Linked DNA regions of Mus musculus: region 1 is linked to region 2. The links are chromatin loops, found by intact Hi-C in ENCODE. Cell type or tissue: left cerebral cortex. All regions are shown on one strand. Links, peaks and the distances in the headings refer to the core of each region. The heading gives the core; the rest is flanking DNA. Region 1 has its middle 16 kb from the start of Tnfrsf14. Region 2 holds the start of Mmel1 (membrane metallo-endopeptidase-like 1).

What was found. Peaks named below come from ENCODE experiments on the same cell type or tissue, not always from the same donor. Only the 100,000 strongest peaks of a DNase experiment are listed, where the experiment ranks them.
Region 1: it touches region 2 in a loop (5-fold over the local background); 24 of 42 quality-filtered maps call a loop at or near these places.

What each region holds. Positions count from the first base shown.
Region 1 is chr4:154,935,862-154,951,978 of GRCm38, reverse strand. No RefSeq gene overlaps it. Among named protein-coding and RNA genes, the nearest start is that of Tnfrsf14, 16 kb to the right of the region's middle. In left cerebral cortex, for the core only: a CTCF peak has its summit at 7,521 (motif pointing left); DNase peaks (open chromatin) are centred at 5,409, 7,496 and 11,173; H3K4me3 peaks cover 579 bases.
Region 2 is chr4:154,868,872-154,884,988 of GRCm38, reverse strand. Mmel1 (membrane metallo-endopeptidase-like 1) reads right to left here and starts at 15,404. Exons shown (of 24, transcript NM_013783.2): 1 at 15,265-15,404; 2 at 13,213-13,527; 3 at 3,274-3,342; 4 at 2,660-2,719; 5 at 1,655-1,816; 6 at 1,285-1,365; 7 at 1-43. The coding sequence starts at 13,336. Gm13112 (predicted gene 13112) reads left to right here and starts at 12,986. Exons shown (of 5, transcript NR_154548.1): 1 at 12,986-13,024. In left cerebral cortex, for the core only: CTCF peaks have their summits at 5,139 (motif pointing left) and 6,995; a DNase peak (open chromatin) is centred at 6,963; H3K4me3 peaks cover 358 bases; H3K27ac peaks cover 339 bases.

The DNA of each region.
Region 1 (16,117 bases), core at 4,402-12,401, 66 kb before region 2:
CCAGGGTCTGCTGATGTCTCCAGACTGCAGCCAGGCAGTGGTGGCGCACTCCTTTAATCCCAGCACTTGGGAGGTAGAGGCAGGCGGATCTCTGAGTTTGAGGCCAGCCCGGTCTACAGAGTGAGTTCCAGGAGAGCCAGGGCTACACAGAGAAACCCTGTCTTGACCCCCCCCCCCAAAGGTGCCTCTTGCCTTCCCCAGCTGCAGTATGAGTAGTGTTTGGCTTGGCTTGTGTTAAGGAGCTCCTCAGATTTTCAGGGTCATAGGGACCCACGAATGGTTGCACCTGAACATGAGGAGAAGACCAAGAGCCCTGTAGGGACAATGCCTGGGATGACCTCTGTAGCAGATCACAGGATGCCCGAGATTGGGGACCCTGGGACTCTGGCTGGAGGTCCCTTCTCTTACCACATTAGCTAGTGGAATATTGATCATCCCACCCTGCTGGTAATGTTTGAAATAGACAGAAACCAAACTCTGCAAGTGCAGTCATACCGTGCCTCTAAGAGACCCTAACATTTAGGGAGAATACAGATGGGTCTCAGATCCATAACCCAGAGAAAACTTCATCATGATCCCTTAATGCCTGTTTGCTCTGTCTGTCTGTCTGCCTGCCTGTCTGTCTGTTTGCCTGCCTGCCTGTCTGTCTTTTTTTTTTCCTGAGACAGGGTTTCTCTGTATAGCCCTGGCTGTCCTGGAACTTGCTCTGTAGACCAGGCTGGCCTCGAACTCAAGGATCCACCTGCCTCTGCCTCCTGAGTGTTGGGATTAAAGGTGTGCGCTACCATTGACTCCTGGTCCCTCTCTTGCTGTCCAACTCCAACGCCAGCATAGGATGCTCACCTCATCAGCTGTCTCTTTGGGACCTGACATGCATTGTGGATGCCACCTCATGGTACCCTCCCATGACGACTGGCCAGCCAGGATCAATGGGTGCTTCTAGCCCAGCATGGAGGCTCCCAGTGAGACTCGCAATGACCAGCAGGGAGGATCCATACCCCATGGTCCCAGCCACATTTGGCACTCCTACAGCAGTGGGTGAGTGGGCATCCCCTGGGACTCTTCACAGGTGAAGAGACTACAGGGAGGTTTTGTCGGATCCTATGGCTTCAGCTTAGGAAGAGGCAGGTCAAACTGCCCATCTCCTGATGCTTTGATATGCCCAATATGTGTCAGGCTCTGGAGTGAGTGGACAAAGAGGTGAGGCAAAAGAGGGGCCTCTAGATGCTCCTCAAATCTTCAAGAATGTCAACTTTCTACCCCTCTCCCAGGACCAAGACTCTACTTAGAAATGCTCTAGTAGGTCCCAGAGTCCTCTGCTCTTTTCATAGGTGCCCTGGACAGCCTTTGGCATCTCCACCCTAAAGTCATTCCCTCAGAAGAGCAAGTAGCCCCTGCCAGCCCCATTTCCACCTCCTGCTTCTCCTCATGAAATGGAAAGGAGGAAGCCAAACATTTCTGGGTTGCACAGAGCCCCATGTTTGCCTGAGGCCACTTGGTGGGGCCTAGGGGTGGCAAGGCAGTTCTGCCTTCTTTCCAGGCAGTATCAGCCAGAGAGGAGAGAGGAGAGAGGGGAGGAGGAGGAGAAGGAGGAGGATGAGCACGAGGAGGAGGAGGAGGGAACGAGGGAGAAGAAGGAAGAGGAGGAGAGAGAAGGAGAAGAAGGGAGAGGAGGAAGAGAGAGAAAGAAAGGGAAGAAAGGAGAGGGGAGGAGAGAGAGAAAGAAAGAAGGAGGAGAAGAAGGAGAAAGAGGGAGGGGAAAGAGAGGAGAGAGAGGAGGAGGAGGAGAGAAAAGAAAGAGGAGAGAGAAGAAGGAAGAGGAGGAGAGAGAGAAGAAGAAGAAGAAGAAGAAGAAGAAGAAGAAGAAGAAGAAGAAGAAGAAGAAGAAGAAGAAGAAGAAGGAAGAGAGAGAAAGAGAAGAAGGAAGAGGAGGGGAGAGAGAAGGAGGAGGAGAGAGAAGGAGGAGGAGAGAGAGAAAGAAAGAAGGAAGAGAGGAGAGAGAGAAGAGAGAGTGAAGAAAGAGGAGGAGGAGGAGGAGGAGGAGGAGGAGAGAGGTTGAATAAATAATTTGGGCGGGAGGCCCGCTCCGGGTGGGTTCCCACACCCCACCCCTGCCTTATACATTCATCCCCACAAAAGGCGCGTGCGCGGCAACAAACTCATTCGCCACGGGGCCGCCTGTGCTTTGTGAGCCAAGCTCCTGGCCCCAGAGGCCATCTGGGGAGCAGTCCTCCGCGCGGGCAGGGTGGGGGCTTCCCTCTAGGCAGCCTTTGAGGCCCTGAGCATCAGCAGCAGCTCCCTGGTAACCTCGTTGGAGGTCAGCACATCTGGCCTCAAGCGCCCCTGGAGAGCACCCCTGGAGAGCGCCCCTGGAGAGCACCCCTGGAGAGCGCCCCTGGAGTTGCCTCCTCTTATGTTACACTAGGTATGAGAAGGACACTCTCCAGAGATTCACCTGCTGCTTTAGCCATGACTCAAAAAGGGTTGTGAGCATAGGGTTCAAAACCGTGAGTATCCACTATATAGAAGCTGGACTATGTGGGTCTCAGTTTTCCTATCTATAGAATGGGGCTGATGGTGGTCCCACTCAGGTGTTCACTGAGGAGCACAATGAACAGAGAGGAGACTTCAGAGTGGCCTTGGACTCAAAGCTGCTGGATGTCCCCATTCCTGAATCCCCAAGAACTCTCAAACTCTACATCTGGTTTTCTGGTGGGAACATTCGCATGGGAGTCCAAAGTGATGGACCGGCAGCTAGGTGTAGCCCTCCCGTGCCCCCAGCTCTGAGCTAGGAGGAGAATGTCTACTCAGCTTCTATGCTGTGGTGTTAAATAAGTGTGTGTCTCCCTGCCAAGCCTCTGACTGTGGCCCTGCCTAGGGCACATAGGGTGGAGAGAAAAGAGACTCAGGTGGGTGCAAAGCCTTCTGCAGCCCTGCTTGTGTAGTGGGCATCTCTAAGTCTGGGCAGCTGGGCTGGTAAGGCGGGAGCTGGAGTATTCAAAGGTCTTTCCACTTAAGAATATTTCCTGGCCAAAGGGCTCCTGGGGCCAGAGCCTGGTGGACAGACCCTCTCCGGGGGTGTCCCTGCCCCCAACTTTGCTGGGGAGGGGGTCCTTGAGAGGGTGTCCTGCAGGCTCAGAGAGATAATCCCGGCTTTTGAGAGGCTGTGAGAGGCTGGCCCGGGGACTTTCCCACAGCCCCACATAAAGGGCTGGGCGCCAGCTGCTCTCCCACAAAAGACGCCAGGCCATTCAGGGCCCCCAGGCAGGCGGGGCCAGCAGAGCAGCTACCACAGCCTACCTGGCCACCCTCAAGCCAGACCAAGAATACAAGGAGGTTCCTCCTCCCTGTTGACCAATGAGAGGCCAAGATGTCCCCAGAACTGGAGACCAAGGTGCAGTTTTATAAAGTTCCCTGGGGTAGGTACCCCTCCCTTTTGCCTAAGGCTGGCACCATTCCTGGGCTCCATCACTCAGTCCCAGGGTCTGGGCAAAGGACTCCCTGGAAGTCCCTGCACGCTCTTGCCATTATGCCTGGCACAGTGCCTCTGCTGCTGCCTCTGCCATCGTTAGACTGCCCTGTCTCCTTTCCTCCTGCCACACGTCCTGCCCAGAGTCACACTGGCTGGCACACTTCCTTGCTCCCTGGCTTGCCCATGATGTTCTCTCTCCCAGCATTCATTTCTACCTTGCCCACTCAGCAACCCAGCCTGCCACTCAACCTGAGGGAAAAGAGGGGCGTGGCGATCACCTTATCAGGACAAGGACTTCTCCACATACCTCAGTCACCTTATCTGATGTGAGGAGCAACAATTTTAGCTGATTAGAAATAGCAGTCTGGGGCTGGCGAGATGGCTCAGTGGGTAAGAGCACCCGACTGCTCTTCCGAAGGTCCAGAGTTCAAATCCCAGCAACCACATGGTGGCTCACAACCATCCGTAACGAGATCTGACTCCCTCTTCTGGAGTGTCTGAAGACAGCTACAGTGTACTTACATATAATCAATAAATAAATCTTAAAAAAAAAAAAAAAAGAAATAGCAGTCTGGATAGAGTGGTGAACCTGTAATTCCAGCATCTGAGAGGCAGGCAGAGGCAGAGATATCAGGAGTCTACCGTTAGTTAGCCTTGGCAGCACAGCGAGTTCAAAGCTAGCTCAGCTTATGTGGCCAAAACCAAAAGCAAAAACCAAACCAAACCAAAAACAAAAAACCAAAAGAAAGAAAGAAAGAAAGAAAAATAGAAAGAAAGAAAGAAGAAAGAAAGAAAAGGGAAGAATTTATCAAGTCTTAGAGCTGCTGGGGGGATGGGGGGGGGGGCGTGGGTCCTCTTCCCCTGGAAGTTAGATACCTGTACCAGCACTGAGGTAAGGACTAGCCTGAGAGAGAGGTATGTGGGGCTTCTTGGAGAAGGTGAATACTGGATCATTGCATATTGGGTTGAAGGCAGCTGGGGACCTCTGGGAATGATGGTCTTAACATTTTTAGGGCTGCTCCTGAAGTTATTTTTAAAAACCCTGATCAATCTCACGCGCGCGTGCACACACACACACACACACACACACACACACAAACGCGGGGGGGGGGGGCAGAGGACAGCCTGTAGGATCAGGCTCTCTTTCTATAATGCAGATTTCTGGGACTGAACTTTGGTCATCATCAGGTTTGGCAGCAAGCATCTTTATGCAGCACCCTGACCAAACTTCAGTCACTCCCTAAAACTACCAAGCCCAGTGTGTCCTGGGACTGGGCTGCAGTCCTGCAGGTGGAAGGTAGAGATCAGCCAGGTGTGTGTGTGTGTGTGTGTGTGTGTGTGTGTGTGTGTGTGTGTGTGTGTGTGTGTGTGTGTGTGTGTGTGTGTGTGTGTGTGTGTGTGTGTGTGTGTGTGTGTGTGTGTGTGTGTGTGTGTGTGTGTGTGTGTGTGTGTGTGTGTGTGTGTGTGTGTGTGTGTGTGTGTGTGTGTGTGTGTGTGTGTGTGTGTGTGTGTGTGTGTGTGTGTGTGTGTGTGTGTGTGTGTGTGTGTGTGTGTGTGTGTGTGTGTGTGTGTGTGTGTGTGTGTGTGTGTGTGTGTGCGCGCGCGCGCGTCTGTTTGTGTGTGCACGCGCGCGGGTCTGTGTGTGCACGCGCACGTGCTCTCAGACAACTTGAATAACAAGATGGAAGGCAAGGAGAGCACCAGTCCTGTGCCTTTCCCGTAGGAAGCTGTGGCCAGGGCAGAAGCTGCTAATGACACTGATTTCTAGATCCTGGCTGCAGTGTGCTAGGCAGTGACAACATTCTCAGGGACTGGAGGGTTAAGATCTAAGGGCGAGGAACCTACCAGCCAGAGAGTCCTGTGAGTTCCAGGACCTGGTTGTAGCAGATCTCCACCCCTCACTCCTAATGGATAGTAGCCCAGCCCCTCTGTGGGAGGGCTCATGCTCTGTTGTCCAATCCCGCCTCTCCATTGGCTCCTGGGCGTGGGAAAACGCTAGAGACTACACCAACCCTTCCGTTCCCCCTGTGCCATAAAGGCACGGTGACCTCTGGTCTGGCTGCTTTTCAGAGTCCCCAGCTCTAGGAGTGAAGAATGAGTCCGGCACTTACAGTGTGGGTCCAGCAGGGACCTGGAGGCAGCCTGGACTCTCCTGTTGGAGGTTTGTGGGTCGGGGCAGGCAGAAGCCCTGCCAGAGCTGGGAACAAGGAGGCAGCATCCCTGGATAACCTTGGCCTGGTGGGAGACCGTGGCTGACGTATGACCCTGCCTTGGTTTATATGCCTCTGGCCTCTTCCCCTTACACTCTGAAGCAAAGAAACATACCAGAGGGAATTGGGAAGGAGAGTGCCTCTCCAGCCTACTTTCTACATCAAGTGGTAACCTAGGTGACAAGAGATCCATACTGCCACCCAAGTGCGGCATGCTGGAGCAGCCCCTGCCCATAGGAAGCAGGATGGAGACCTGGTGGCCATGGTTCCAGGCCCTTGGAAACAGGGGTGAAGTCCAGGGTTGCTGACGTGGCTCTTCCTGCAGTTGAGACTCTTGTGTCCCTCCTACTTTTCTCCAGAGCAGAGACTGAGCTGTGGACAGGTGAGGGGTTACCTGCCCTCATGTCTGTCTTCATTTTGGAGAAAGGGTGCGGGGGGCACAGGATTTGTGTATTGCAAAGGCTGTACACTGTCTGACTTGCTCGTGGCAGAGAGGTCTGGACCAACACACCACGGAGGACAGATTTATAGGGAGTACCTTCGTGACCTTTCTAGCCAGACCAGAGCTGGATCCTGTTCCTCCCAGGCTGTGTAGGGGGCTCCATGTTTTATATCAGAATAAGGCTGGATGGACAAATGCTGTAGCAGTATGAGGCTGCTTGGGTATCCCTGGGGCAATGGCAGGCATGTGGAAGAGTGCACACCGTGCATATATACTTCAGAGAGGGAACAGCACAGGCTTTGAATAAAGGCACTGGCCAGCAGTCTCCAGACTCTGAGTCTGTCACTCCGAGTCTGTCACTCTGAGTCTGTCACTCTGAGTCTGTCACCCACTCTGAGGCTGACTGCAACCCTGAGGTCCTGGGTACCACCCAGGCTGGTCCTATGTTGAGGGTTTCCCGGGTTGGGCCCTTGTCTGTCCTGCTGGCTTTGTCCCTGATTCTGTGGCTAACCCAGAGGCCACTTTGGGTCCAAATGACTGGAGAGACCGTCAGGGATGCCTTCAGCTATGCTGGCTCCTCTCCCTGGTTGGCTGAAGAGGCCAACTTACCAGCACCCCAAGAGCCATGGTATGAGCTGCTCGTGCAGTCACCTGCTGCTCAGTCCCAGGGGTAAAGCAGACCATGCCCATTGCAGAGAGGAGCAGCCATCCATCCATAGGGCCATGAGACATTAGGAAGTCAAGTGGGGCTGGTGATGCACTCTCTGCCTCCTTCCCGCTCTTTTTTATTCCTTGGAAATGCAAATTTCTCTCAATTCCCTGACTCCCTCATTGATGATGATCCATGGACATGAGCTTGCTCTATAGACCAGACTGGTCTAGAACTCAGAAATCCGTCACCCTCTACCTCTAGGTTCTGGGATTAAAGTCCACCACCTCTCAACTAGGGATGTGACTTTCTTTTCTTTCTTTCTTTCTTTCTTTCTTTCTTTCTTTCTTCCTTCCTTCCTTCCTTCCTCCCTCCCTCCCTCCCTCCCTCTCTCCCTCCCTCCTTCTCTCTCTCTCTCTCTCTCTCTCTCTCTCTCTCTCTCTTTTTCTTTTTTTGGTTTTTCAAGACAGGGTTTCTCTGTATTGCCCTGGCTGTCTTGGAACTCACTTTGTAGACCAAGCTGGCCTCGAACTCAGAAATCCGCCTGCCTCTGCCTCCCAAGTGCTGGGATTAAAGGCGTGGGCCACCATGCCCGGTGGGATGTGACTTTCTTAAGTAAACACAGCCCAGAACCTTCTGGGGAGGGATGCCTGACTATGAGCCTGAGGTGCAGGGATCAGTCAGGCCTGGATTTTGCTGCCCTCTAGTGGCTCAAAGGAAGAAGAGTAAGCAGGGGTTTGCATACAAATGCTAGGCTCTAGGCTCCCAAGTGGACATCTTGGTGTTCTCAGCAGCCACCAGAGGTCACACTTCAGCACTAGGCTGAGGAGGGAGGAGACCTGAATGGTTCTTTCCCAAGTTCTGGTAAAGTTGGTTCTGGCTCTGGTAAAGACTCAGATGGGAAGTCACCTCTCTGGGGGATTTTCTGTCCCTGGTGAGACTTTCGCAGCACCCAGCATGACCTGGCAGAGGCTCATAGGCTGAGCAGGGGATGGAGACCTTGAGCAGTCTCTGACTATCTTGTTAATGAGGCTTCTTTGTCTATGTGGACTGAACTGCTCCCCTGGGTACTTTCACTTCACGTCTACATTGGCTACTTCACCTATCAGCAAGTCTGTGTTCAGGGAGAGGCTAGCCTGAGACCTCCTGTGTCTCAGCTTCTTAAACAGCTTCTAAAACAGAGGAAGACTCTTGGTACCCAAGGATCCCAGGACTCAGGTGAGGCCCAGCTGGCTCCGAACCTGCCATTTCCTCATAATGGGCAATGCCTGAGACAGGGGCCTGCCCAACCTAGCTGAGGCTTCTGCCTGAGGATGGGGCTTTCCTAGCTATGTAGACAGATAGAGAAGCAATCTCTGTATAACTTGGCATCAGGTTACATGGGTGGTTCATGGTCCCCAGAGCCTGTCTGTCATTTACATGTGTGTGCATGTGTGCTTACATGCATGCATGCCTGTGTGTTGGGGGCAAGACTTGACAGCACTTCTTGTTTGGGCACAATCTGAGGACTTTTGGGTGTCACAGGATTCAGGGCTAGAGTCCATCACTGATCACTAAGAGATAGCCAGGAGCCACGCCTGCTTGGCATCCAGACCTTCCATGTGAAGTCCACCCCTCTTGGGACCTTTGTGTTCAGATGCTCCTGCCAGGGACTGCTGTCCCTCATTCTGAAAGTGCTGGCCACACTCATGGGACTTATTTTCTCAGAGCACAGGTGGACAGGGGAAAGAGCTGGCAGGCCCCGATGAGCAACTGTCACTCTCTGTAGCCTCTCATCAGGAACTCTAAGGTATCTCCGTCCATAGGCGACAGGGTCAGCATGGCTTATCTTGACAATTTCGAAGACCAGAGCCCACTCTGCAGAGAGGAGTGTTGAGAGACTTTGAGGCTGCCTACAGCTGGACTGCGTGCTCAACCTCGGTGTGAGCACCTTGGCCACCTCTGACCCAGTCCATTGTGCCCTAGGATTCTCCTCTCCTGGGACACTGGTTGTCTTCTATCCCTGCATTGCCCTAGCTCCAAGACCCTTCTACAGGTGTGTTGATCCTTGATTTTGCTGCTCCCAGACCAGGGAGGTCTGGACAGTATGTCCCCATGAGGGTTCAGAATCAGCTGGCATGTTGCCAGAACCTCTGGGCTGCCCCCTAAATTCTAACTGAATGTTTGAGAGGATGGGGAAATGAGCGGGGATGGGATAAAGTGAATTCATGCACGAGAAGTTGTTCGAGTGAATGACCAAAAGAGTTGTGGTGGTGGGCGGTGCATTTAACAAGTAAGGGGGGGATAATTTCCCATGACCTGGGAAAGTCCCTTACAGAGTCGAGGCTAGAGTCTTGCTACACATCAATACTTTACATATTTTCTCTGTAAATTTATGTTCTATGATCCTCCTCTTTATGTAAAAAAGGGGGCGTCATTTGAGAACCTCTTCTTTTTTACTGTGGTGACTCGATGGAAACTAAGCTCATGTTTTGCTTTAAGAAGAAACCTTAGCTTAGCAGGCGGCAGGAAATGCAGCTATTGGAGGTTTTGACCATACCTCCTGATTTCCCTTTTGTGCCTGCAGAAACTTGTGCACGAGGCAGAGGCAGAGGCAGAGGCAGAGGCAGAGGCAGAGGCAGAGGCAGAGGCAGAGGCAGAGGCAGAGGCAGAGGCAGAGGCAGAGGCAGAGGCAGAGGCAGAGGCAGAGGCAGAGGCAGAGGCAGAGGCAGAGGCAGAGGCAGAGGCAGAGGCAGAGGCAGAGGCAGAGGCAGAGGCAGAGGCAGAGGCAGAGGCAGAGGCAGAGGCAGAGGCAGAGGCAGAGGCAGAGGCAGAGGCAGAGGCAGAGGCAGAGGCAGAGGCAGAGGCAGAGGCAGAGGCAGAGGCAGAGGCAGAGGCAGAGGCAGAGGCAGAGGCAGAGGCAGAGGCAGAGGCAGAGGCAGAGGCAGAGGCAGAGGCAGAGGCAGAGGCAGAGGCAGAGGCAGAGGCAGAGGCAGAGGCAGAGGCAGAGGCAGAGGCAGAGGCAGAGGCAGAGGCAGAGGCGGCCCAGGTCTTGGGCTGCGGCTAAGCTCAGTAACTTTATAGGCAAAGTGCAAATTCCTGCTCTCCCTTTGGCACACCTTCCTTTTCCTCTCTTTCCTCTTTGCTGGTAAATCGTGAGACAGTGTGGACAACTGTCAGAAGCTCTTGAGAAGGAAGTCTTTCCAGTGTCGACTGGGTCATAGTGGAGATATAAAGGTTTCTCCTGGTGAGATGGCACAGCTGTTAAGGGTAGAGTTCTATTACAGCAGAGGGCCTGAGTTCTGTTCACACCACCACATTGGGCAGCTCATGGCTACCTTTACGCCAGCTCCAGGAGATCTAAAGCCCTCTTCTGATCTCTAAGTCCACAACATGCACACTCATGCACACACATGAAAATAAAATAATACATCCTTAAGAAATGTAGGGCTTAAAAAAAAGAAATATAGGACTTGTAATTTTGTATTTTGAGATAGAATCTTGCTATATAGCCCAGCCTGGCCTGGAATTCTTAGTCTTCCTGACTCAGACTCCTGAGGGATGGGACCATAGAAATGCATTTTAAAGAAATACAGTGAGCCAGGAATGTATTAATCCCATCATTTGAGATGCAGAGGCAGGTGGATCTCTATGAATCTGAGGTCACCTTGGTTTACATAGTGAATTCCAGAGCAGCCAGGGCTACACAGGGAAGCCCTATCTCAAACAAAACAAATGATAGTAAAATGTACATGAGATAAGGTCTTCTATTTTAGCCATTCTTAAGTTCTTGATACACTAATGTAAAGCACACTTCTTGTTCTTTTCAAAAAGATTCATCATTACTATTTTATTTTCAAGAGATTTTATTTAGTTTTATTTTGTGTGTACTTGTTTACCTGCATGCATGCATGTGCATCATACGCTTGTAGTATCTGAAGAGCTCAAAAGAGGGTGTCGATTTCCCTGGAACTGGACTTACAGATAGCGGTGAGAGCCCATGTGGGTGCTGGAAACTGAGACTAGGTCCTGAGCCATCTCTCCAGCTCCTGTCTTTATTATTTTAAATTTTGTGTGTTTGTGTCTATGCATGAACATGGCGGTACCTGTGGAGGTGGGAAGAGGGTACCGGATTCTCTGGAGCTGGAGTTACAGTTGTAAGTAGCCCACACAGGCACACAAACACACGCACTCACACAGGTCTTGGAAACACTGCATGCTCTTAACCTCTTCTCTCCAGACCCCATTTTTTATAGCCATCAGCACTTTCCACAAGCAGAACACATTTTCATTGTCTTCGTGGACGCCCTTCTCCGGGCCCCCATGTCTTCCTTTGCACAGATCTCACAGTATCAACTGTTCTGTGTCTGGCTTCTCCCTCTCAGCACAGGATCCTCAGAGCCCATCCGTGTTGTAAGCAGATATCAATGCTCCATTTATTCTTGGTGGGTGAGTAACATTTCACAGTAGGGTTTTGTTCTCTACTTGCCAGAGGACAGATACTCGGTTGCTTCCACTTTTCAGCTGCTGGGAATCATGAGATATGAATGTCCATGGACCTGTCCTGGAGTGACCTCTGGGAATAAGGGCTAGACCCGAACCCCCAAGTTCAAGGCTAAAGGGGGGGGGGGAAGTCTGCCTGTCTGTGCAGATGGGCTACACAACTGGTCCTAATGCCTGACTAGACCCTTCCTGGGAAAAGCATGGCCTCTTGGTACTGCCTGGTGGCCCAAGACTCACAGGGCTGTAAGCATTCATCTATTGCTTGCAAATACCTTTCTGGTAAAAGGGGCAATATTTGGCAGAGATGTTCAAGCCATGGCAGAAGCGAAAGTAGGAACAGTGGACTGTGGTGCACTCTATCAACTCCTGGGGGACATGTCTAGCACTTTTCAGGACACAGATGAGAAGACACACATTCATTCGCTCTCATAGATGTCAAACATGGAGTGTCACATCCTTGTGTGTGTGTGTGTGTGTGTGTGTGTGTGTGTGAGAGAGAGAGAGAGAGAGAGAGAGAGAGGCTGTGTATGTGTAGGGTATGTGTCTTAGTCAGGGTTTCTATTCCTGCACAAACATCATGACCAAGAAACAAGTTGGGGAGGAAAGGGTGTATTCGGCTTACACTTCCATACTGCTGTTCATCACCAAGGAAGTCAGGACTGGAACTCAAGCAGGTCAGGAAGCAGGAGCCGATGCAGAGGCCATGGAAGAATGTTCTTTACTGGCTTGCTTCTCCTGGCTTGCTCAGTCTGCTCTCTTATAGAACCCAAGACTACCAGCCCAGAGATGGTCCCACCCACAAGGGGCCTTTCCCCCATGATCACTAATTGAGAAAATGCCTTACAGCTGGATCTCATGGAGGCATTTCCTCAACTGAAGCTCCTTTCTCTGTGATAACTCCAGCTGTGTCAAGTTGACACAAAACTAGCCAGTACAGTATGTATGTGTGTGTATGTGTATGTGAGAGAGGGAGACTGTGTGTGTGAGTGTATATATATGAGTATATGTGTAGGATATGTGTGTTGTGTGAGTGGGCATGAGTGGGTGTGTATGTGGGTCTGTGTGTGTGTGGTGTGTGTATGTGAGTGTATGTGTGTGGGTGTATGTGGTGTGTGTGTCTCTCTGTGTGAGTGTGTATGAGTGTGTGTTTGTCTAGTTGTGTGAGTACATACTTGTCTGTGTGTATGTGTTTATATGTGTGTATGTGTGTGTGTATGTGTAAAGAAAGACTGTGTGTGAGTGTCTGTATGTGTTTTTATGTGTGTGTAAGTGTGTGTCTCTCTGTGAGTGTGTCTGTGTATATATTTGTTTGAATGTGTGTTGTGTGTGTTGTGTGTGTGTGTGTTTGTATATAAGGGGAGTGTGTGTGTATGTGTGTGTGTGTATGTGTGTATTTGTGTGTGTGAATGGATGTGGGTGTTTGGAGGGAATCAAACTTAGATCCTCATTCCTATGCAATGAGCACTTCCCTGTTACTGACTGAGCTATCTATTTCTCTAGCTCCTGGGGACAGGGCTTCTGAGTTCGTACTCTGAGCCCAATGTCCAGACTGTGAAGATGGGACTTTAGGTGACTAATGTTAAGTGAGGTCATTAGAGTGACCTTGAAGATATGCTCAGTGGCACCAAGGATGCCAGTGGGCATACAGAAGGTGCCATCTGTGGCTAGGAAGAATGCATGGGAGGGGCTAGCCTTGCCACATCTTTGAGCCAAGTCCATACCCCGTGAGACCAGGAAGGTGTGACTATTTCTTCTCTTTTGCCATTGCAGTAGATAATTGAGTCAAAGTCTCATGTAGACCAGACTGGCCTCAACCTTCCTATGTAGGCAACGGTGATTTTGAACATTTCTTTTTCTTTTGAGATAGGGTCTTACTGTGTAGCTCTGGCTATCCTAGAACTCCATATGGAGACCAGGCTGGCCTCAACTCAGACATTTACGTGTCTTTACTTCCACGGTGACCCTGAGATTCTGATTCTTCTGTCTCTACCTTCAAGGGCTGGGATAGCCACAACCCAGCTTGAGTGCTTGTTAAGTCCCATCTGTGCTGTCTTGTCATGGCCTCCAGACCAGCTCAGATGCCCAAAACCCAGGCACATACTTCCTGGATCTTTCAGTCCCTCCAGATGGTTCTGCTTGACCTTCATGCCTCCTGCGTGAAGTCTGGGCTCAGGACACATGTGATGTGTGCCCCCCGTTTATCCTGCCCTTCTTGCAGAGCAGAACCTCAGCTTGTTGTCCGTCTGCTGAGACGGAGATTCTGATGCTATTTCCCATTCTAAGGGGGTCTGAACTGAGTTACTGCCAACTTTTCTCACATGTGTTCACATGCCTGTGTGCCTATATATGGAGGACAAAGGTTGACACTGAATTTTTCCTTCATCACTTTCTACCTTTTTTTTTTTTTTCTTTTTTGAGACAAGGTGTCTCACTGAACCAGGAGGTTGCTTTTCTAGCTAGAATGTCTGGCCGTTGAGCCCCAGTATCTGTTAATTTCTGACCCTTTGGTACAAGAATTACAGACACACACCACCATGGCTAGATCCAGCCAACACTTTACCCAGTGAGCCATCTCCCCAGCCCTGTTCCTCTCCTGACATCTGTAAGTGTGTGTCTGTGTTTGTGTACAGACCTGTGTTTAAGTTGGTTATGTAGCTGGGGATTGAAAGGCTGGGTGACACGGATGGTGTGGGGCTAACTATAAGATCTGATCACACCCTTGTCCAAAATGGTTGCACCATCCACAGCCTCACAAGAGTTCTCATTGCCCCACATCCTTGTGAGCTCTCATTGCCCCACATCCTTCTGAGCTCTCATTGCCCCCAGGTCTTTATGGTGCTTGACTGGGACAGTAGTCTTCTAATGGTGGGGAGGTCCCTATTGTGGTTTTAACTTGAATTTCCTAATGGCAATGATGTATAGAGTCTCCTTTGTATTCTTTGGTGAAGTCAGATTATTTTTTCTTATGTTAAGAAAAACTAGCTTGAGCCAGATGATGGTTCACACCTTTAATCCCAGCACTTGGGAGGCAGAGACAAGTAGGACTCTGAATATGAGATTAGCCTGGTCTAGCAAGTTCCAGGACAGAAAAGAAAAAGAAAGAAAGAACAAAAGAAAGGAAGAAAGGAAGGAAGGAAGGGAGAAGGAAAGAAAGAAAGAAAGAAAGAAAGAAAGAAAGAAAGAAAGAAAGAAAGAAGGAAAGAAGGAAAGGCAGACAGACAGACTAGGTTATTGGGGCTTAAGAGATGGTTGAAGCTGTTAAGAGTACTGCCTTCTCTTTCAGAGGACTGGGGTTCAAATCCCAGCACCCACATAATGGCCCACAACCATCTATGATTGCCCTGGGGAATTGGTACCCTTTTCTTACCTCTGTGGGCATCAATCACTCAAGTGGTGCACATTCATACATGCAGGCAAAATATCCATACATATAAAATAAAAATAAATAAGATCTCAAAAAAAAACCCTAAAAAAAAATCAACAAAACAAAGAAAAACTACGTTGTGTGTTGTTACAGTTTAGAGTCTAAATGCCACCCAAAGGCACAGCTTAGGGCAGTCCTGGGGAGTGGTGGGACCTGGAGAAGACGGAGCTTAGTGGGAGGAAGTGAGGTCACTGTGTGGGACCCCAGCCTCCCCCCTTTCTCTTTGCTTCTCATTTGTGCTGGGTGAGCAGCCTCCGCCATCAGGTGGTTCAGCCTCGACCCTCAGGCTCACTATAGTAACTTCAGAGCTGTAGGGATGTGGTGTTATGCTTTCTTTTTAAAAGTTGATGATCTCAGTTATTTTGTTTCCATCATAGAAAACTGAGTAACATGTTTGCCTTCTCACTAAATTATCTGAGTTAAAAGGTGTTTTGGCCATGAGATTTGCACTCTGTGAGGGTTTTTTTTTCCCCCTGCTGTGTGGCTCAGCTCTCATTGCCTTAGCAACGCACTCTTGAGTGCAGACTGCAGACATCCTCTGTCTTCACAAGCACGGCTTCTCTTGTTTTCTTCCCTGCTTCTGTGGTTTCTACCCACTCAAAGACTGTTACCTGCTCAAGGTCACAACCATGTTTTCCTGTGTTTCCTCTGGCTTTTGTAGGTTGGGGCATTTACAGTTATAGCTATGCTTCATCCGCCTACTGGATTTCACTGCAGTAGCTACAGATGTCAGAACACGCTGTTGATGTCTATGCTTTTAATGCTATTTTGTTGCTATTGTTTTTCATATGAAGTCCCACTGTGGAGCTCAGGCTGGCCTAAAACCTTCTTTTATAAGCTCCTCCCCAAAGTGGTGAGATTATAAACCCAGTTTGCTATTTTTTAAGAGATTTATTTTATCATTTGTGTGTGTGTGTGTGTGTGTGTGTGTGTGTGTGTGTGTGTGTGAACCTGAGTGCAAGTGCCCATGGAAGCCAGAAGTGAGCATCAGATCCCCTGGAGTTGGAGTTACAGGTGGTTCGAGCCGTCCAGTGTGGGTGCTGAGACTGAGCTCTGGTCTGCTGCAAGACCAGCAAGTAAGTGCTCTTAAATGCTGAGCCATCTTTCCAGTCTTAGAAGCCCACCTTCTCAGACAGCCAGCTCTCTGGATAAAGCGTAACTTCCTGTCTCTGTACATGGGCCTTTATGGTGACAGGCTGTGTGAGGTGTAATATTCCGGATCTAGTCACACTTTTCTGCTCTGGAGGTGACTGGTAGTTTCCAGCCAAATGCTAGACACCACTTTGGCTACTTGATGAGCCGCATTCTGTGGGGTAGGCGATGCATCCTCTGAGGGAGGCTATGCCTTGTGCTAGAGCACAGCCAGCAGCTTGATGCTCACATTGCTCTCCCTACAGCGCCCTCTGTGGTAAAGCTGCACTCTGACTTTCTACTGAGC
Region 2 (16,117 bases), core at 3,069-11,068:
AAGACGCTCAGCAGGGGCTCAGAGTCTCTCTTCTCGATCACACCTGGGAAGGGGAGGGGAGATGTGTGCTCACGTAGACTCCACTGGCTCAGGCGCCATGACACAAACCCTGAGCATGACCCCCTTGTGGGCTCAGCTTTAGTTCAGAGGTTGCTGGTGAAGTACACACTTCCATGGGGCCAAGGAGGCTGGGAACTAGCTGGCAGCTGGTGAGCAAGCCTAGGAAAGGAGTTGTGGCCAGGAGGGAGGCCCAGAGACAGAAGGTCACACGGGGCCCATGTGACTTGCGTCTGCAGCACAATGGCAGTCTAAAGACTTGGGCTGGGCTGGTGAGATGGCTCAGTGGGTAAGAGCACCCGACTGCTCTTCCGAAGGTCCAGAGTTCAAATCCCAGCAACCACATGGTGGCTCACAGCCATCTGTAACAAGATCTGACGCTCCCTCTTCTGGAGTGTCTGAAGACAGCTACAGTGTACTTACATATAATAAATAAATAAATCTAAAAAAAAAAATCTTTAAAAAAAAAAAAAAAAAAAGACTTGGGCTAAGGAGGGTCCCTCTAAGGAAGTGGTTTTTTTTTCTGACGGGAAACTTGGAAGAACTCCAGGCAAAGACTAAGTAGACAGGGCACATCCAGAAGTCACCACAGACACAGAGGAGGACTCTCAGATGACAGAAGCAGAACTTCAGAGCTGGCAACAAGAAGGGGCTGATGTCCATGTCAAGGCATGTGGCAAAGGTTGAGGGGACATAGGGAAGGGACAAAGGTCTGGCAGAAAAGGGGGAGCCACATGGCTCCGATGGAGGGTACTAGCCCAAGATGCCATGGGTGGAAGGCAAGAGGTAAGGCTAGAAATTTAGTAAAGATGAGAATCCAAAGGAAGTTTTCAATCTGGTAGGTATTGGCCACATGATTTGGGGAGATAAGATAGCCCTAGACAAGCCCAGGCAGGGATTCCAATGGAGATGACCTCATAAAAACCACAGTCCCACTGACTCCCATTGGTGATACACTGGACTCAACCTCAAACCTCTAGGAGATGCCCAGCTGAGCTGGACCCATCCCTGCTGCTCAGAAGTGGTGATTTTGGGCACTGTAACACAGGCTGGGACTTCAAAGCCCAGTACACAGGGCATCTGGTAGTGAGTCAGGCCGGTCTGGGCACAGCACATAGATGCTTTAATGTATGTGCTCTGCAGGGTGCCCTCTCCCATCTCATGGCGTTCAGTGTGTGCCTTGGTACTGGAGCTACATGGGCCCTAGAAGGGGGCGGCTCTACTCACTTTGGTTCATGCAGGAGCGATATAGTGTCTTGGCCTTCTCCACGGCCGGGCGATGCTGGGAAGTGGAATCCTCCAGCACCCCTGTGGGCAGAGGAGAAAGCTGAACAGAGGTTGAGGTGACTGTTGAGGGCCTAGGTCAACAACTTAAGTCTCCTGTAGCCCTTGGTCCCGTCTGGCCCTGGGCAAGCATCCCAGGGTTCCCCCTGACAGACAAGGGGCTTCATCAGGCTGGGCAGAGACACCGCAGTGACGGCTCAGTTCAACTCCTGAGCAGCGATTTCTCCACTGACCCTGCTGACCAAGATGTTGGGCAGGAGCCCACCCAAGGGTCAGTGTCACCCCCTGTCCTCTGGTGGTGGCCACTCTTCACCTTTGAGGATAACCTCCAGCTCGTCCCGAAGGATGTCAAAGACGCTGTATCTGGAGTTGGTCTCTGGGATCACGTGGTGCCTCAGCCAGCCTCCGCAAGCGTACTGGTAGAAGTTTTCACAGGGGTTCCTCGATTGGTCCATGTTTTCGAGGATTCTGGCAGCTTTGTATTCCAAGGGGGTGGAGGGAGGAGAGGAGACTGGATTGTGGACACCTTGACACTGTCTTTGAGTCTGAGAGACAGCGGCACCCCTCCGGGGACGGTTTGTTTGAGACTTATTTCAACTATCAGCTCGCTGGCAGCTACTGATCTGCTCATGAGTATGTTAGTCACTTTCCCTGAGCCACGGGGAGTCTAGAAACATGGGAGGAATTGCCCAAGTAGCTTCAAGGGCTACGGTTGCCACTGATAAACCACAGGACCTTGAACCCTCCTGTCTTCTCCCATCTGAGGACCTGATTTGGAATATGGTTCCTGCCCTGAGGAAGGCCCCAGTGGGTGACCTTGCCCTCTAAACTGGTCCCAGACTCCTGGATGTCTCCATAGCCCTCTGCCTCTTGTAGTCTCGGTGGCTTCTCACTCCATGTCCTTGAGGTTTCTTACTTAACAGATGGGACAGCTATTTCCCAGAATCTGGCGTATGTTGGTGACAGGAGCCTGAGCTTACATGCTCGGCGCTCTGCCCGGGAACCCCTAGAATCTTGCCCAGCTGTTTATCTTGGTCTCTTGCAGTTGGAGATTTCATTAAAAAGCATCACTGTGGGACTCCAGGATCCACCCAGATAAAACCATATTCTGTGTGTCTCTGTAGGCTTTTTTTTTCTCTCCCCTTTCGCTTCCCCACAAGATTTTTTCTTTCTGCCTCCTGCAGAGGGCTGCCCATAGCACCCAGTTTTAAGACAAAAAAAAAAAAATCTCAGCTTGGCTTCAGGCAGCACCCCTCCCCCGCCGCCCCTCCCCCTTCCCCGCCCCCACCCTGAATGGCCACCCCGGGGAGAAGCTCACCTGCTATCACACAGCTTGGGGTGGTGCAGATGTCACTTTTCAGTGATGAATCCCTGAGGGCTGGAGGAACAGAACGGGGAGCGTGAGGTGTGCAGAGTCAGAGGGCTTGGGTGGGCGTGGCAAGGCTGGGTGGGCGTGGCAAGGCTGGGTGGGCGTGGCAGGGTAGATGGGGAGGGCCTCTATTTTTCCCACCCTTCATCGACACCTCCAAGATAGGTTTGAAGTGTAGTCTTGCTGCAGTGACCTGGGATCCCCTTCAAATTCTCTGCCTCTGTGGACCCCTTCTGTGGCCCAGGACCCTCAGGGCTTGAGGCGGCTCATGCCCTGCTACCTTGTTGTCCCACCAGCTCTAAGGTCCTATACTATCCCACCCTATCCTTACCCTGTGGTTAGCACATCCATAGATGGTATCAAGCCAACCCCACGGGTGGTACCCAGCTGTCCCCAGACATCCCACATACAGCAACCACTGGCGATTGGTGTCCCTGCCAATATCCTTTCTTCCCCATCCCTCCTGTGCTCCCTGCCCATCCATGTGACCTCCCCCACCCATGGCAGGTCCAGATTCCAAGCCCACCTCCTCAGGGCTGCCTGGCAGGGAAGGTAAAGGCTACCTCGTTTTACAACCGTCCTCTCATCCCAGGAGAAGTGTAGCAGGCTAGTTAAGAGGGGCAGCTGCTTCCCTGGGGAGAAACATAGTGCTCAGCCCCCAGTCACCCTCAGAGCCTCGGGGATCATTGCATGTCAGCGCTCAGGGCTATAGTGTTCACCATACACCAGGGAACGGAGGCAGGGGGACTGTGTCTTACTCGTCTTCTTTTCTTCCTCCTCTTCCTACTTTCTGCTAGGATTGAGTGGGAAAAGGGAAGTTTCCCCCTAGCTTGCTATTCCTATTTTCTTGTCCTTCCTGAACTACCCAGGCTCTGACTGCCTTCCCGGGATGTGCCTACAGAAGGCTGCTCTTGCAGCCCCACCACAGGAATAAATAGGTTAATTTAGGAAAATTGGGTCTTGTAGGCAGGGGGCTTCCCTAGTGGCAACCTTCACCCTTGCAACTTTTGTATTCTCACCGCCTGCTGAAGGTTCAAGGCTACCTACCCCCCTTGACCCTGTCCCTCCACTACATGTGGGGAGAGACTCTGTTTAGCATGGGAGTCTTCAGGACCTGGATGGGGGTCTGGGAAAGAGCAGGTTTAGAGCTAATAAGAAATTAGAACAAAACTGAGGTGGATGTTACAGCGAGGAGCAGCTAGCTCATGTCAGCTGCCTGGAGTAGACGAGCGTTGGATGAGCAGCCATCCCCCGCCAGCTCCTGCCAGCTCTGTGTATAACTGATAAGAATGAAGTAATAGAAAGTGATGTAATGGAATGATGTAGCTAATAAAAGCAGAGGCTCATAGCAGACAAGCAGAGACCATGATGCTGGCACAGTGAAGACTGTCACAGTGGTGTTGGCTCTCTAACCAGAGGACAACCGACTGCCACCCTGGCTGCAAGAGGATACAGAGGAGGGAGTCATAGCCTGAGACATGGCCGGCAACAAGCAAAAGAAATATGGAAATGAGGTCACTGGAGATACCCAAGGCCACCCAGGAGATAGACATGGGAGGACTAGGAGTTCAAGACCAGCCTCTCAACATAGCCAATTTAAGGATACACGAGGAAGCAGAGATGGAAAGACTGAAGCTCAGGGATGGCCTAGGCCAATGAGACCTGAACTCAGACAGAAATGGAGACAAGACGACGCCCTGGAGCTAAAACCACAGGATGTGAATGGCTACAGGGGGTGGGATTCCAGGAAGGATCAAGTTCCTTTGGCACCTCTGGTGCTTGTTTAGGTAACTTCTACAATATGCCAACCTCCCAAAATAGTCCTGCGATGGCTCAGGGGCCATGCAAGTGTGGGGACCTGAGTTTGGATCCCCAGTACCCAAGTAAAGGCCAGCAGGCATGATGACCCCATCTGTAATCCCAGTGCTTTGTATGTGGAGACATGGAGTCTCTGGAACAAGCTGGCCACCTAGATTAAGTGAATCTGTAAGCTCTGGGTTCAAGTGAGAGACCACCTCACACATAACATAGAGAATGATCGAAGACATCAGTGCCAACCTCAGCCCTATACACACACACTCCCATACACATGTATACCTCCACACATACAAACATATATCTCTGTGTGTGCTACACATACATTCATAAAAGAATAGTCTTCGCAATCCCTCTGAAACTTTGTTTTTCTAAAATTTTGTTTTTCAAAACATTAAAAACTCCTCAACTTGGCTAAGACCTTAATTTTATAAAATTTATTATAGCTGTGAGCTGCTATGTAGTTGCTGGGTATTGAAACTGGTTCCTCGGGACTGGAGAGATGGCTCAGTGGTTAAGAGTACTGACTGCTCTACCTAAGGTCCTGAATTCAAATCCCAGCAACCACATAGTGGCTCACAACCATCTGTAACGAGATCTGATGCCCTCTTCTGGAGTGTCTGAAGACAGCTACAGTGCACTTATATATAATAAATAAATATTTAAAAAAGAAAAGAAAAAGTCTTAAACCACTGAACTATCTTCTCCAGTCCCTAAGGAAGACCTTAACTTAAATGACTTAAGGTTTTCCCCTCCTTCTCAGCCTCTCTCTGGGAAGACCGACCACTCCAGTCAGTGAGATCCTTGCTGAACAAGTGAGTCCCAGGTTCAGTGACAAACCCTTTCTCAAAAAAATAAGGTGGAGTGCCTGGAGAGACAGATGGCTCGGAATAAAAAGCATGTACTGTTCTTGTGGTGGGTCAGACAGAATTCAGTTCACACACATCTTTTACACACCACACACACACACACACACACACATCAAATACACATCACACAGACACACATCACACATCATACACACATCACATAGACACATTAAACACTCACATATACATCACACACACTCTCTCACACACACACATCACACATGAGAGAGAGAGAGAGAGAGAGAGAGAGAGAGAGAGAGAGGGAGAGGGAGAGGGAGAGGGAGAGAAAGAGAGAGAGAGAACGCTTCCGGGCAGGGCTGGGAGGCAGATGTCTGTGGTGTGGCCAAGGGAACAGATCCTGACAGTCAACAGGAAGCTCTCCCAAATGGAGACACCAGATGGAAACAAACACAGTCTCAGAGGTAAACCTTCCCCACTTACATCATACAGGAGGCCAAAACAAAGGCCACAGGGATGTGAGTGTATATTTATGTGCCATGCGACCTGAGTACTTTCATGTGTCCCCTTGAATTTCTTCTCTCCAGGAGAGGAAAATGGCCAGCTAGGTCTCTGTGCCTGGATGAGGTTCCCCTGCCACAGAGGTGCTCAAGCTGTGTCTGGCTTGGGCCAGCTTGACCTCAGCCAAGGACAGATATTAGGTAACTGTTGTTTTGGGCACTCTGTTTCTCTCTGTCTCCCTTTCTCTGCTTCCATCTCTCTGTCTCCCTCTTTCTGTCTCTGTCTTCCTCTCTGCTTCTACCTCTCTGTCTCTGTCCCTCTCCTTCTCACACACACCCATGCATTTTCACCTCTACACAAATAACAAATACAATAACACATATTTTTAAAAAGAAAAGCATGCAGTTGCTGAAGCTTACGAACAACTGCAGACCCAGAATGGATGGAGTCAACTAACGATTTACAACAGCTCATTTCCAGGTGGGCATCACTGAGGTGTCTGAAGAAAGACTTAGCACTAGAACGATATTCTATGGAATTTACCAGGAATGCAGAGCAAAGCCAGGGACAGAAATGACCACAGAAAAATTGAGCATCAGAAAGGACAGACCGAGAAAAGGCGTCTATAAGCAACCAGAATTTTCTTTCATTAATGTTGTATTTCTTGTTTGTGTGAGGGGAATGGATACATGTACATGTGTGTGGAAGTCGGAAGTCAGTCTTGGTATTGTTTCTCAGTGTGTGGGAGGTCAGCGGTCAGTCTTCTCAGGCATGCTCCACCTTATCTTTTGGGTTGGAATTTCTCACTGGAATCTGGGGACTGAACTCAGGGCTTTGCTTGCACAGCAAGCACTTGGCTGACTGAGCTCTCTCCACAGCCGTTAGCTGAACTTTAGGAGTAGAGATTCTCTCTCTCTCTCTCTCTCTCTCTCTCTCTCTCTCTCTCTCTCTCTCTCTCTCTCTCTCTCTCTCTCTCGAGAAGCAGCTTGATCACACTTAATCCGCACCAGGGAAAGCATGGAAACAGAGCAGGAAGTGGAGCCGAGCTATAACGCCCACCCCCAGTGACCCACCCTCAGTGACGTACTTCCGTCAGCAAGGCTCCACCCGCTAAGAGTTCCATAACCTTTCCAACAGCGCCACCAGGCGGAGACCAAGTGATCGAACACGGGATCCCACGCTAGGCATTTTCGTTCAAAGACCTGTAATGACCAACCTGATAATCAAGCTGCCCCATACCAACAAACTGTTTTAAAGGTACTGGTTGAAAACGGGTGTGGAGGTATAATCCCAGCGCTTGCTAGGTACGGACAAAAGGGTCAGAAGTTGAGAGTCATCCTTGACTATATATAGTAAGATGGAGGCTAGCCTCGGCTACATGAGATTCTCTCTCTCTCTCTCTCTCGCTCGCTCTCTCTCTCTCTCACACACACACACACACACACACACACACACACACACACACACGTGTGCTCACACATCAAATACACAAAAGGCACAAACTGCCTTTTGAAATGCTAAAGACAAACTTTGCATAACAATCACTAGACAGAAAAAGGACCTGTCGAGAGAGCTATGAACTGATGAAATCCAGACAATAGCAAGGAAAGAAAATGCAACTCGAGCTTTTCATAGCTCAGGTGTTAAAAAAAAAAAAGTAGAGAGACCAGGGGCTGGAGAGAGGGCTCAGTGGCTGAAAGCACTTTCTGCTCTTGCAGAGGAATCGAGTCCAGGTCCCAGCACCCACATAACTGTTGAGTCGTTTGCAACTCTAAGTTTCCAGAGTTGACCTCTGAGAGTACTCACACTCATGTGTGCACACATCCCTCCATATATGTGTAATTCAAAATAATAAGTATTTAAAAATACAGCATAAGATATATAACTGACAAGGGTGGGTTTAAGCAAAAAATTTGGAGACATCTCTATTGGAATGTGCAAGCATGTTGTCTCACAAGCTAATTTACCTTCACACAGGACGAAATGTCAAGATTGATAGGGTCAATAGCAAGACTGACTTCTTGTTACTAAATCTGATAATGACCAGTGTGGTGGCCTTTTTTCTAAGCATTCCTGTTGCATCAAGTTTTCAAACCCTCATGCGAGCCTTTAAGACACACCCCCCTATCAATTCTGTTTTGCAGGCTGAAGCACAGAGAGATCATGGAAGTGGTCTGATGTCACACAGCAGGGACGGGAGCTGGAATGCCCTGCCCGCCAGGCTGTATAGCTGGGCAGTGGTGTGCATACCACCTCAGGTCCCTCCTTTCCTCACCGAGTAACAGACAGAAAAGCCCAAGGATGAGCTGCCGACTCCGAGGACACAGCTCAGGTCCAGGCTGGTGACATCTCCCTGCAAGAAGGGTTGCTGGCAGGCTCAGTCTCACCTACGCAGCTCTGCTGCTTGGCCGGAAGAGAAGCATAGGCGCACACAGTGGGCAAGGCAGCGTGCCACTAAAGCTTTGTTTACAAGAACAGGCAGAGGCTGTGGTCAGCTAACCTGAACAATGAATATGGTTGCTTGTGAACAGAATTCCCGATGACCATGAATGAAAGTGGAGTGCCCAGCTATTTATGAAAATACTTGACATCAAGAGCCTACCTGATAGCTCAAGGACAAAAACACTTTTCCAGAAAGACTGGGACCTGAGGCTGATCCCCAGAATCCATGTAAAGGTGGAAGGATTGAATCAACTCCAAAAGGTAGTCTCTGACCTCCATACCATGCCACCACACACCCCACCACAAAGAACACATAATAAAATAGGCCTTCGGGAGGAAAAGGATTTGCATCTAATTTTAAACTAGCAAATAATTAAAAGAAAAAGCAACTATCAAAAGGATAAAAAAAGAATTTCAAGTAAGTTGCGGGGGTGGGGTGGGGGTGGGGGGAATAGCTCAGATTGAACACAGGCAGGAAAGGCTGAAGATGCATCAGAAACACAATCATGGCAGACAAAAGACAGATTCTGGAGATTCAGGGAATGCAAATAAGGAAAATCCTCCCAGCAAAGGACAAACTCAAACCCCAGCCTGGCATGGCTGCAGAAGAAACAGAGGAGCGGTACACGGAATGCTCAGATAAAAGAAGAGAAGTACTCCTATTCAATTTTCTGCACGAAGTGGGAGAGTAGTGGCGCACGCCTTTAATCCCAGCACAGAGGCAGGTGGGTCTCTGAGTTCGAGGCCAGCCTGGTCTGCACAGTGAGTTCCAGGACAGCCAGGGATATACAGAGAAACCCTGTCTTGAAAAAACCAAGCCAAATCAAACGTAACCAAACAGAAAAACAACAACAACAACAACAATTCTCTGGATCCAAGTGGTAGCAGGAAAAACTGACCCTACAAATTGTCCTCTGACCTTCGTATGTGTGTGTGTGTGTGTGTTTTGACATGCTCTACCTCAAGTAAATGTAACAGAAAAACTGCAAATAAATTGGTTTTATTTTTATGTATATGGGTGTTTTTGCTTGTATATATGTATGCCTGCGTGCCACATGTGTGTCTGATGCCTGTAGAAGCCAGAAGAAGATATCAGGTCCTCTGGAACTAGAATTAAACACAGTTGTGAGCTGCCATGTGGATGCTAGGAGTCGCACTCCTGGCCTCTGGAAGAACAGCCAGTGCTCTTAACTGCTGAGACACCTCTCCAGCCACTGATGGTTGAATTTATGTTCATTCACTAGTCTTAAATTATAGACAAGTTGATGGGCAGTGGTAGTGCACACCTTTAACCCCAGCACTTGGGAGGCAGAGGCAGACGGATTTCTGAGTTCAAGGCCAGCCTGGTCTACAGAGTGAGTTCCAGGACTGCCAGAGCTACATAGAGAAACCCTGCCTCAAAAAACAAACAAACAAACAAACAAAATATAGACAAATTAATCCTTGGTTCCACTCAGGGAAAACGACAAGTCTTTAGTGCAAGGTTTTCAGAGGCACTCCTTTGAACAACTGGAAGACTAAGTGATAAAATCTGGGGTGTGAGAGATGGCTCAGCGGTTAGGAACACTGACTGCTCTTCCAGGGGTCATGAGTGCAATTCCCAGCAACCACGTGGTGGCTCACAATCACCTGTAATGAGATCCCAGGCCCTCTTCTGGTGTGTCTAAAGACAGCGACAGTGTACTCACATACATAAAAAATGAATAAATAAATAAATTGTTGAGAGACAGAGAGAGTCGGGTCTTTTTTTTTTAAATACTTTAACTGAGTTGCCAAATATCAACAGACTAGATATTACAAATGTGTAACCATACCTTATAGTTTTCATAATTGTTATAACTGTATTCCACTTATATATATATTTTAAAAGAGCCTCTTATTGGACTGAAAGGGGGAAATTGTAGAGAGATCGTCCTGTATATTATACAGATGCAGCACCTGTCAATTACAAAGCCTGTGGCCAATGGCTTAGGCAGGAAATAGAGGTGGGACATCAGGAGGAGAAAAGATTCTGGGAGAGAAGAGGCAGGGAGAGGAGGCCAAAAAGAGGCGAGGAGAGGGACGCACGGTGCCTGAGCACAGGTCACCAGCCACATGACACAATGTAGGCTACAGTAAACGGGTTGTCTTTAGTTATGATCTAGTCAGAGTAGAGCCTAGCTCTATGTACAAGGTATTTGTAAATATAATTGGTGTCTGGATCTTATTTCTGGAAGCATGGGGCTGTGAGACAGAACCAGGGCCTAACATCAACAACCAAGTGAATGAAGGAAGCCAATATCTCAAGGGACCTTGACTGAGCTCACAGGAACCTATGGACTCTCCTCAGGTTGGGGCTGGCATGGCCCACAAAAGTACCTGGCCTATTTTACCCCCCCCCCTTTTTTTTTTTAATTGACTAAGCCTTACTTGGCTTAGGCTAGTGAGATGAGTCAGCGTTATCAACTAGATAGGATCCAGAGTCACCTGGGACAAAGGCCTCTCCTGCATGCTAGAAGGGAATTACCTTGACTGAACTGAGTGTCAGAGATGCCTACTGTGGGTATCCCAGGGTTGAACAGAATTAAAACAAGGAGCTGAACATTGGTAGTGTTCATTGCATTCCTGACGGCTTCAAGTTCCTGCTGCCTTGACTTCTGAAAAATGCTCTCTCTCTTACCTTGCTGTGTCAGGATGTGTTTTTATCACAGCAACAGGAACACACCCAAGGTTAACCTCAGGCAAGCACCAGAGGTCTCACCAACCAGCTCCCACTGAGCTTCTGACCGTGGTACAGCTGACCCAGAAGTTAGTGGAATTTAAAATGGCGGCATAAGGCCACACGACCCAGAAACGAAAGAGTAAAACGATAGCTCACAAATCAGAAACTATAAGAAAGCATCAGAACAGAAAGGAGAAGAAAAATACTTTAAAATGGGTAAATACAAAATTTTCTATCTTTTCAGTCCTGACTGAAATCCTGGAAGGAAGCTGATGTTAGCTGTAGGGTCACTCCAGGGACTCAGGAAGCAGAGACTGTGGGGCCCTGGCAGAGTCAAAGAGATCCTGGCTGTGGCAGAAGTCAGGCTGCTCAAAGGATAAAGGGAGAAGACACATGGGGGTGGGGGACAGAGCAGGAGAGTCCCACTCCCATCCCCCAGTCCTGTACCTCATGGCTGGCTGTGAGCCTATCGGGTCTGGTCTCTGGAGGCCTCAAAACAGGTGTTTTGAGACCAGTAAACTTCAAACAAAGGTCCCTGGGCTCCGCTAGAGCGTGGACCCTGTCATTCCTGTCCCTACCTGGAGTTGGTTGCTCCTGACAACACTTGCCTGAGAAACACATGGGCAGAAGTCACACTACGTGGGCCCTTGAAGGCAGCCCTTGGGTGGGGGATACCCACCTCCTCCTTAGGCAGAACCCACTTGTGTTTTCCAGCTGTCCCTCATCCGTAGTCCCCTGAGGGAACTTCCAGGCTCTGGTGCCCTGGTGTGAGAGCCAGAACCGGGTTAGTGCATCACTGCAGAGACATGGCCAGAGTAGAGTAGTGTAGTAGACTGATGCTGTATGTATATATCTATATGCTGCATGTGGGTCTTCTTCCTTCCTTCCTTCCTTCCTTCCTTCCTTCCTTCCTTCCTTCCTTCCTTCCTTCGTTTCCTTCCTTCCTTCCTTCGTTTCCTTCCTTCCTTCCTTCCTTCGTTTCCTTCCTTCCTTCCTTCGTTTCCTTCCTTCCTTCCTTCCTTCGTTTACTTCCTTCCTTCCTTCCTTCCTTCCTTCCTTCCTTCCTTCGTTTCCTTCCTTCCTTCGTTTCCTTCCTTCCTTCCTTTCTTCCTTTCCTTCCTTCCTTCCTTCCTTTCCTTCCTTCCTTCCTTCGTTTCTTTCCTTCCTTCCTTCCTTTCCTTCCTTCCTTCGTTTCCTTCCTTCCTTCCTTCCTTTCCTTCCTTCCTTCCTTTCCTTCCTTCCTTCCTTTCCTTCCTTCCTTCCTTCGTTTCCTTCCTTCCTTCGTTTCCTTCCTTCCTTCCTTCCTTCCTTCCTTCCTTCCTTCCTTCCTTCCTTCCTTCTTTCCTTCCTTCCTTTCCTTTCCTTCCTTCCTTCCTTCCTTCCTTCCTTCCTTCCTTCCTTCCTTCCTTCCTTTCCTTCCCTTCCCTTCTCCTTCCTTCCTTCCTTCCTTCGTTTCCTTCCTTCCTTCCTTCCTCCCTTCCTTCCCCCCTGGCTCAAAGGGGCTGAGAGATTGGAAGGTACAGGGTGCAGGGCTGCTGGGTGTCTAGATGCCCCATGCGAAGGGGAGCACCCTAGTCCTACATGTGGTCTTTTGGGGAGGGGTCAGCATGTGAAGCCGTTCCTAAGACACCTGAGGTCTACCCAAAGGGCAATCCTAGCCACACCCCCACTCTCGTGGGTTCTCAGGCTAACCCCTTCCTTCCAACGTGCAATAAACAAGAGACTGTATCAGAAGCCACTAGGTCATCCTGACTAGCGAGCGCCAGGTGAGACAGCTGGAGGGACCCCCTTGATTCAGGGGCTTGGGCTCCTGCTGCTGGGCCACCTGGGAACTGCAGCAGTCACTCTGCTGGGCTGGGCTTCGGACTAGAAGGGGGCTGGACCGTGGGGCGGGGGACCTGTGAGCTGTCTGCAGCATCCTAGAGTCCTGCTGAGGCAGAGGGGGCGGAGGCAGAGCCTGCAGAAGCTGCCGCACCAGCAAGCCGGGACAGACAGAGCTTTCTGGATGGGGTCGCTGGGCCCGTGCAGGTCAGTGTCCCTTCCGTGGCACCTCTGGAGTCAGCAGTGTGGCCGTAGGAGCTGGTGGGGCGGGGTGGGGGCTAGCAGATCCCCACCCCTTTGCCCCACTCTACAGGGTTGGTTTCTCTCAGGGACATGCAAAGCCCTGGGCAGGGATGGGTTGGGGGAAGGTAAGGGAGTAGGGTATCCTTGCTCACCTATGCTGTAGAAGACACCCAGAGTCACTATGGCTCCCAGCAACAGCAGCAGCAGCAGCACCATCAGCCCATACTCCACGAAGCCTGGGGACTTCTTCCGACACCAGCCTGCTCTCTCCACCATCCCCACTGGGCTCTCAGACTTTCCCTATCAGCCGGTTCTGGGTGGAAGGCACACCGCTAAGCCCCCCAAGCCAGGGCTAGGAGAGAGGCAGCTGGAGCCCGGATCGGATGCCTAGGACACACTGAAGCTGGTGCACTGTCCTGGTCTCTGCTCTCAATGCTGTAAGCTGTGCCCCAAGTGCCCAGGGGACCCTGTGTAGAAGGGAAACCGGACCAACTAGTCCTCATGTCCATTGCTTCTCAAAAGTTTCTCTCTTGTTCCATTGTCTGACATGGCAAGGACTAACTAGGCAAGGACTAACTAGGCCTGAGGTTACTCTGCCCAATAAATGCAGGAGGCTCAGTCTAAGTGTCCACTGGCCTCTACGGTGGAGCCTGCTTGGCTTGCCTGTGCCCAGAGGCTCCAGGAGTTTGGGGGCTTGGAAACTGGATCAGGAATGTAGTTAGGGAGATTGCTCAGGCCCTGAGATCCTTGCTTGCCCTTTTTCTGTTTCTGTAGGAATCGATGAATTTTGAGGGTCAGTGGGGTTGGAAGGACAATGTGTGTAGGAACAATACATAACAAGAGGGTTAGCAGCTTAAAGCAGGGCCCCATTATCCATAGGGCTTAGGCGTCTCTGTACATCATCTTCCAAGTGGCCCAGCCTGGGGAGGGGTTTAGATGCTCACTCCCCGCTTCCTGGCTGTCAGTCAGCTGCTGCCTGTCTCTTGGTGTTCACATGCCCTGCATTTCTCTGGATGCTCAGTCAGTGGCTGTCTGGTCCTTCACATCCTCACAAGACCTCTGCTGTCCTCCGTCCCCTTATTGAAGCCAAGCTTTGGAATCACACTTTTCTGATCCCAGGCCTTTAGTTCCGCTGGAGTCTGACCTTGCCTCCCTCCTATACTCTATTTGCTCCAGGCTGCCATCACCTTGAGTTGCAGCCAGACCTGAGGGTGTATCTCCCTTTCCACCCAGAGAGGATCCCTCAGTGGAGAGTCAAAAGATGTCACTCTCTAGCCTTCCCTTATATCTCCCTGTCTCCTCAAGCCCCTTTGTCAGGACGCCCATCTTCCAGGTCCCTAACTAAGGAAAAAATGAAGAAGGCACCATTTTTTCAGGGTCCTTTCCCCTACTTGGCTTTCAAGTTCAACTGAGCAAACCTTAGCCGCTCCTGTTCTGAGTTACCCTAACATACAGTTCTGTAACCCTGAGTGTTCTTATTCATGTCATCCCTAGGAGAATATCAGCTCCCCCAGGGCTGGGGCTCCTGTGTCTTCATGTGGGGGCACCCACAACATCAATTGAGTGAGTGGGTGAGTGGGTGTGTATGTCAGCCTTGCAGGACAAGCCTGGCCTTTGCAGCTCATGTTCCAGCATGTTCTGACTCCGAATGCATTAGCTGATTCTCTTCTGCATTCTGTTGGCTCACTTCATGGCCTGCAAACTTCACTTCCGGCTGACAAGTCCAACACAGAAAAAAAACAAAAAACAAACAAAAACAAAAAACAAAAAAAACAAAACCCACAGCCAAGTGGCCTGGGTCAGGTGTGGGGTGATTGTGCTGGGTAAGGGGGAAAAGAGTCAGTGAGACCCCCAAAGTGAGTCTTCCTCTCTCTAGAGAAGGGACTCTCTGGGCTGTCATGAGGAGGAGGCAGGGACACCCCAGGTAGGAAGTGGTATCAAAGGTGTAGGTGATGAGGTGCTCACTGGGCTCTCTGAGTGAAGTGCCTGGGTCTTAGAGGCTGTCATGGCAAAGCTTAGGTGTCAGTACGGTGGCACATGCCTAGGATCAGCATTTGGGAGGCTGAGGCAGGAGGATGGCTGTGAACTCAAGACTGTCTCAAACAAAAGGAAACCAAAACAAACAAACAAACAAACAAATAGAAAACAAAAACAAGTTACCACCGGGTAAAGCAGCCGGGCAGGCCCCTCTCAGTGAATCCTACCTGGTGCTCTCAGTCACTGCTAGGCAAGTCCTTAAAGGCTAGGTTGGGATGTCTCAGAGCTGGGGTGAGCTGGCCAAGGTGGGCTCCGGGTGGAGTAGAGCAGCTGAGCTGGGTGTGAGGTCACACGGTGCTGGCTCCCGGCCCACCTTTGTGATGATGTGAACTCCTTGGAGATGATGATATACCAGTGCATTCCGTGGGCTTTCATGTGGGGGAGGGGCGGGTGTGCTTTCTAGTATAGGGACCCTGCTGAGTGTTCTGCCCCCTCCCCCCCCAACCCCATCTCTGTCTCATTTCTGTCTCTTGACTCTAGCCCAAAGCGACCCAGGGTCTGCTAGCCTGACCCTGGTAGGTTTCTATGGGCTGGTATGAGTGGCTCCTCCCTGGGTGTTCTTCCTTGCAGTCACTGGGTGGGGTAAGGGGGTTGGTTATTGGGGGCTTACCCATGTAAGGGAGAACCTGCCCATCGTGATGGACGGGCACAGCAGTTGGAAGGGTCCTCACAGGAGATGATGGTGAGAGGCTGCACTGCTCGTCAGTTCTGTCTCCAACCAGGGAGCCTCTAGAGCCAGGGAGGGAGCCTGGCTAGGGAGCTGGAAATAGGGGCTTTGGACTCAGGGTCTGTACTCCAGATTTTCAAATATGAGCCGGGAACGTGCTCAAAGAAAGGAATAGGGCTCTAAGCAAGAGCTGATCAGGCCTGGGTGACCTTCAAACAGTTCTCCTGGCCTCCAAGGGCATCAGGAAGGGCTGGACCGCAAAGCTTGGGTCCCATGAGAACAATCTCCAAACGGGACTGTTAGATACATTGGGTCTGTGCTCTGATGGCTTCTGAGGGTGGCCCATGGCCCTG